2 separate regions of the Homo sapiens genome follow, and region 1 is linked to region 2. The links are chromatin loops, found by intact Hi-C in ENCODE. Cell type or tissue: natural killer cell. All regions are shown on one strand. Each heading gives the region's core, and the rest is flanking DNA. Links, peaks and the distances in the headings are about the cores only. Region 1 overlaps LAPTM5 (lysosomal protein transmembrane 5). Region 2 overlaps ZCCHC17 (zinc finger CCHC-type containing 17).

What was found. Peaks named below come from ENCODE experiments on the same cell type or tissue, not always from the same donor. Only the 100,000 strongest peaks of a DNase experiment are listed, where the experiment ranks them.
Region 1: a loop joins it to region 2, with 4 times the contacts of the local background. A loop is called at or near these places in 1 of 110 quality-filtered maps.

What each region holds. Positions count from the first base shown.
Region 1 is chr1:30,748,318-30,751,226 of GRCh38, forward strand. The region is part of intron 1 of LAPTM5 (lysosomal protein transmembrane 5); the gene reads right to left. LOC105378620 (a long non-coding RNA gene) reads right to left here. Exons shown (of 2, transcript XR_007065566.1): 1 at 2,027-2,909; 2 at 1-1,615. Among named protein-coding and RNA genes, the nearest start is that of LAPTM5, 8.0 kb to the right of the region's middle. RefSeq lists enhancers at 443-622, 1,551-1,630, 1,731-1,780, 2,187-2,730, 2,421-2,560 and 3 more. In natural killer cell, for the core only: no CTCF peak of the experiment used is centred there; DNase peaks (open chromatin) are centred at 456, 814 and 1,644; H3K27ac peaks cover 2,500 bases.
Region 2 is chr1:31,299,044-31,301,952 of GRCh38, forward strand. The region is part of intron 1 of ZCCHC17 (zinc finger CCHC-type containing 17); the gene reads left to right. Among named protein-coding and RNA genes, the nearest start is that of ZCCHC17, 3.5 kb to the left of the region's middle. In natural killer cell, for the core only: no CTCF peak of the experiment used is centred there; a DNase peak (open chromatin) is centred at 1,368; H3K27ac peaks cover 1,556 bases.

The DNA.
Region 1 (2,909 bases), core at 157-2,656, 550 kb before region 2:
AATGCAGTTTGCCATATGGGTCCCAAGTGCCAGAGCCCTCCCTTGCCCCTCCCCCTCAGGGCTGCTCCACCCTGACCCTGTGTCCTACAGCCTCACACTTCTGCCATCATCATTATTATTATGGCCCCTCCCTGAAGCTCAGTCCCCTCAACCTCACCTGCCCACCCTGATTTCCCTGGGTTGCCTGGGAGGAGGATGTGAGAAGGGAGTCAGATGTGTCACCATCAAGAGGAAGCTCCCCTTCCCCACCCTGTGCTTCTGGTCAGAGCTTATGAGGGCTCAGTGGGGGCCAGCCCCCCAAGAGCACTATCTCCCCAACCACCTCTCCAGCCAGCCCAGATACCACCAGACGCCCCCATTCCTGGGGCCACGCACTCCGCAGCAGCCCGGCCTGGCTGCCTGCAGCTCCCCAGAGCCTGGCTTCTCTCTCCTCTTCACTCTTCCGCAGTTCTCGTCCTCACCCGCCGCCTCCACCTCATCCCCTCCTCCCTCCACTGGGCTCTGGGGCTCACAGACCTCAGTGAGAACCCCAGTGCAGCCGCTGATCCCCTGTGGGATCCTGGCCTGGCCATGTTACTTCATCTGTAACATTTCCTCATCTGTAGAAGGGAGAGAAGAATCCATCCACCTCCTGGAGTGGGTGTGAGAAGTAAATCATTGAAGACAGTGATTCAGAAAGATCAACTGAGCAGCACAGGTGCCTGTGTGTGGACACCCAGCACGGAGCCTGGTGGCCATGGCTGCCTTATTTGTAACAGCCCCAAGCTGGAATCAATCCAAATGTTATTTTGCAGGAAAACAGGCAAATGCATTGTGGTAGATTCATACAATGGAGTATACACAGCAATGGAAAAAATGAGTTAGCTACCCGCAACCACACAGACGAAGCTCCCAAACATAACGTTGGGAGAAAGAAGTGCTCACAAAAGAACACGCGCTGCAGAATTTCATTTCTACGTAATTCTACAGATGTATGTATTATAGAACTACATAGACAGGCAGAAGTCAGTGGGGGCGGGGCAGTGGCGAGGCGGGGGCTCTAGGGGCCTCTGGGTGCTGGTCTGATTTCTTAGTTTGGGTGGAGGTCACATGGGTGTGTTCACCTTGTAGAAGCCCACCAAGGTGTGCACTTAAGATAGCTGTGCTTTTCTATAGGTAAATTATACATCAAGAAAAGGTTTGCAAAAATCAAATAGAGATTGGCTGGCACCTCCTGTGCCAGGTTCCACGGGATCATGAAGATGAATCAGGCTGGGTCAAGACCCAAACGAGCATCCAGGCCAGAGGGCACGACTCCCAGGGACCCAGCACACAGGGCTCTGGGTCAACACCCAGAGCTCAGGGTCCAACCGTAGGGGTCAGGGCGGGCTTCTCAGAGGAGGTGGATCTTGAAGAAGATTCCCCGAAAGAGCAATGGAAAAAGTGTTCCAGGCAGAGGAAAGGGCATGAGCAGAGGCCAGTGTGCATGAGACGCATTCAGGAAACGGCAAGACGTTCCTCTTAGTAAACTGTGATTTGGCGTCATCCATGTGCTGAATACGCAGCAGGCCTCAGTAAATGGCAGCAGTTGGCTGGGGGAACACACGGATCCACCGGTTTGGCAGGGGTGGGGCCTCTGGGGTTAGAGAGAAAGGGGAAAGAGCATGCAGGAGATGTGACGGCTCATGCAAAACCTAGAGAACCTAGACTCGGACGGCTCAGATGGCGCTGGAGGAGGTTGTCACCTGCAGCACAGGAAGTGCTGTGACTGGGCGCTAGCAGCTAACTTTGCCCCAAAGGCAAACAGTACCAGTGAATCCCAGCAGCAGAGATATTCTGGCTGGTGGTAGCTTATCAAATCTCCCTTTAGGAGCAGCCAGTGGGGGGCTCAGAGTTGGCCTCCAGGTATGACACAAGGCCCTGTCATTCTCCACTTCCTAGATATCTGGGGAAGCACCCTCCACTCCCCAAACGATTCCCTAAAACCATCACTTCTCCCTTTATCTTCAGAGCAAAGACCCACAATAGTGATAATAAGTATTGATACTATTATTGTTGTGCATTTATTAGACGCCAGGTCCTCTTCTGAACTTATACAGTCGGCCCTCTGTATCACGGGCTCTGCATCTGAGTATTTTCAATCTGCAATCCACGATGTGGAACCTGCGGATAGGGAGGGCCGACTGACCATACACTCTCTCGTGTCAACCTCGCGCCAGTCTTGAGAGACAGGTTCTAACATGAGTCCCATATTTTTCTGATTTTGCAGGTAAAATTGAAATCAGCTCTTTACACATGGGCTCTGTGCTTCTCAGAACAAGGCTCTGGGGATGGCAGAGCTGACCCCCTCCCCCATCCCATGGCTGCCAGGAAGGCTGCCTTCCCTGCCTCCACCTGGAGCAGACACCTGGGCTCGGGTTCTTTATCTAACACAGGCTGCAGAGTCACTTGCCCTCCTGAGCCTGTTTCCTCATCTGTAAAATGGAGGCCCCCGTGGCAGCTGCCATTTTTCCGGTGCCACAAATGGTAGTTACTGAATCCCACTTGACCAGGGAGGAAATTGAGGCTGGGGGACGGGTGCCTTGTCCCAAGCAGCCCCTGTGCAGGGCTGAGGCAGTGCAGCTCATGGCTTTGCTTCCTGCCTCATTAGGGGGTGCTTTGTGCCACTTCCCTTGGCAGGGTGGGGTCCCCTGGGAAACCAACGCTCGCCTCACAGTGAGCTCAGAGCGAAGTCCTGGTTCCAGGCTGATGCTCTAGGCTCAAAATAAAAGCCTCACTTCCTGGAGGCCTCGGGGCCAGGTTGGCAACAGAGAAGTCTCGGCCAGGCCAGGCTAGGCCCTTCAGCCACTCTCTGGGTGGGATGGGCCATGGGGGCCTCCTGCTTTTAGAAGCTGGGGTTCACACCCCTGAGGTGAGGAGAACAACTCAGT
Region 2 (2,909 bases), core at 202-2,701:
TCACAGTAACCTTAGCAAGAGTTATTTTGTTGGTGTGATTGGGCCAAAAGCCAGATATGAGGCAAGGATTTGGACAAGAAAATGTAGGTAGTGAACCTACACAGTATTTTTCATAGATCTGATTGTAAAGAGGAGGAGAGGATGTGCTAACCGATGGGGATAAGGGATTATCCAGGATCCAGTTGAGGATCCAGTTTTGAGAAATTTGAGAATATTGTAGAAGATTTGAAAGTCACTGTGGAGTGTGGGAGAATGAGGTTACTAGAGAAATGTAGGATGCAAGGAAAAAAAAAATTTTTTTCCAGCATATCCAGCGGTTTAGTGCATGCATGGAGAAAACCTTTCTGGGTATGGCAAGGACATCGCTTGCTCAAGACACATTCTAACCTCTAATATGTCTTCTCTTCCTGAAAAATCTGGAAAACTAAAAACCATTTTCTTGACTCCCTTGCACCTAAGGTGAAAATTGAATTTGGAACTGAGTTAAATGTGGAAAGAAGGAGGGTGTGAGTCATCCAGTTTTGCTGCCAGTCATGGCAGTAAATTTCTCCAGTCAATAGCTCCCTGGTTTGGTGGCTTGCTGCAGTGATAGCCATAACTTTCCTGGATTGTGGCAAAGGTGGTATTATTTTGTGGGTTAGGTGTTGTTCCTGGAAGTTCTGCCAAAGTCTTTTATTGCAATACATCCCTTACTGCTTAAGTGGGTTCTGTTGTCTGCAACTGTCCCTGACCAGGTTAGAGGTACTGCCAGAGAGTTAAATATAAAGACAGAGTTAAAGGGAGTTTAGGGTGTTGTTGGAATGATGGGCTATGGAATCTAAGCTGGATTGGAAGAAAACTGAAGAAAAAGGGGAGGGCTGATAGATTGGAAGAAAATAGAGGCCAATAAATCAGGGTTCTAATGAGGTCAAAGAACAGTATTCTCTGCTAGAGGATTTCTGTTTATCCTAAAAGGCTTATTCAGTTATCTGTTTAACTTCTCTACTTCCCCCAGACCCTCTTTCTCTTCCTAGCTACTACTTTTGTTTGTTTGTTTTGAGACAGTCTTACTCTGTTGCCCAGGCCGATTGCAGTGGCATGATTATGGCTCACTGTAGCCTCGACCTCCCAGGCTCCAGTGATCCTCCCACCTCAGCCTCTCCAGTAGGTGGGATAACAGGTATGTGCCACCATGCCTGGCTAATTGTTGTATTTTTTATAGAGATAAGGTCTTGCCATGTTGTCCAGGCTGGTCTCAAACTCCTGGCCTCAAGTGATCTTGCTGCCTTGGTCTCCCAAAGTGCTACGATTATAGGCATAAGCCACCATGCCTGGCCCCCAAGCTTCTGCTTTAGCACTTATCACATTGCAGTGTAATTGGTGTTATTTTGTGGGTTAGGTGTTGTTCCTGGAAGTTCCGCCAAAGTCTGTTATTGCAATACATCCCTTTCTGCTTAAGTGGGTTCTGTTGTCTGCAACTGTCCCGGGCTAGGTTAGACATACTGCCAGATAGTTAAATATAAAGACAGAGTTAAAGGGAGTTTAGAGTGTTGTTGGAATGATGATATCTGATATCCCTATCAGATTAGGAGGTCTTTGAGAACAGGGACTGTGTTGAAAAGGGTGGTTTAGGCCGGGTGCTGTGGCTCACTCCTATAATCCCAGCACTTTGGGAGGCCGAGGCAGGTGGATCACCTGAGGTCAGGAGTTCGAGACCATCCTGACCAATATGGTGAAACCCTGTCTCTACTAAAAATATAAAAATCAGCTGGGCATGGTGGTGTGTGCCTGTAATCCCAGCTACTCGGGAGGCTGAGGCAGGAGAATCGCTTGAACCTGGGAGGAGGTTGCAGTGAGCTAAGATCGCGCCATTGCACTCTAGCCTGGGTGACAAGAACAAAACTCTGTCTCAAAAAAAAAAAAAGAAAAAAAAGGGTGGTTTAGTGGCAAGTGTGTGTGGCCCTTGGAATGGCCTAAGATTTGTCTCTTTCTTGCTGTGTTGTTTTGGACAAGTTATTTCATTCCTGTAAAATAGGATTACTTGCTTTGTAGAGGAGTTTTAGGGATTGAAAGCAGGTTTATAAAGTACCTTATATATAAACATCAATCAATAGCATACTGAATTGATGAATTAACAATTTAAATGGGGTAAAATTAAATACTTCACTATTTTAGTAGACAATTTCCATGTGTGTTACACTGTGCTAGGCACTGGAGATTTGGGGAGGAAGGATATGATGATGTGCAAGACAAAGGCATGCTTACAAGAGTTCCACACTCTACAAAGGGAGGAAAAAAATGTCCCTAAAAATGATTTGAATCCCATCCCCATCATTCATATTTTGCAATCTTGAGCGAGTTTACTTAGCTTCTCTTGTGTCCTCATTTTTAAAATGGCAATGATAATTGCCTGTTTTATGGGATAGTCAAGAAGAGAATTATTGAATGTCATGAAGATAAAATTTTAAAAAGAAAAATTAGTTAAGAGAAGTAAAGCTCTTAGATTAATACATGGCAGATATGAAGCACTCAAATATTAGCTATTATAAGACTTTGAAGGGATCTTAGGAATAATTGACTGAAAGTGTAGTGTCGAGTGGTAGAATAAGTGCTGATCCTGGGGTCTTATACCAATGTTGCTAACTGTGAGCAGCCTTTGTCAAATCACTTGGCTTCATTTTCAGTGGCCTAAGAGTAATAGGTTTAATTATTTCCATAATTCCTTTAAGTTTTTACATTTTCTGAGTTCATCTTTTGTGTTTTTCCTGGCATTTTACTATTCCTCTTTCCTGCTTTTGGCTATTTTCTCAACAGGTCCACGACTGGAATTTGAAAGCAAGAAGCATCTATCTTACATGGTCACTCTAGAATTTGGTGGGAGGGAGGAAAGTTGGACCACCAGTTTGACATTTGAAAGTGTCCCGGCCGGG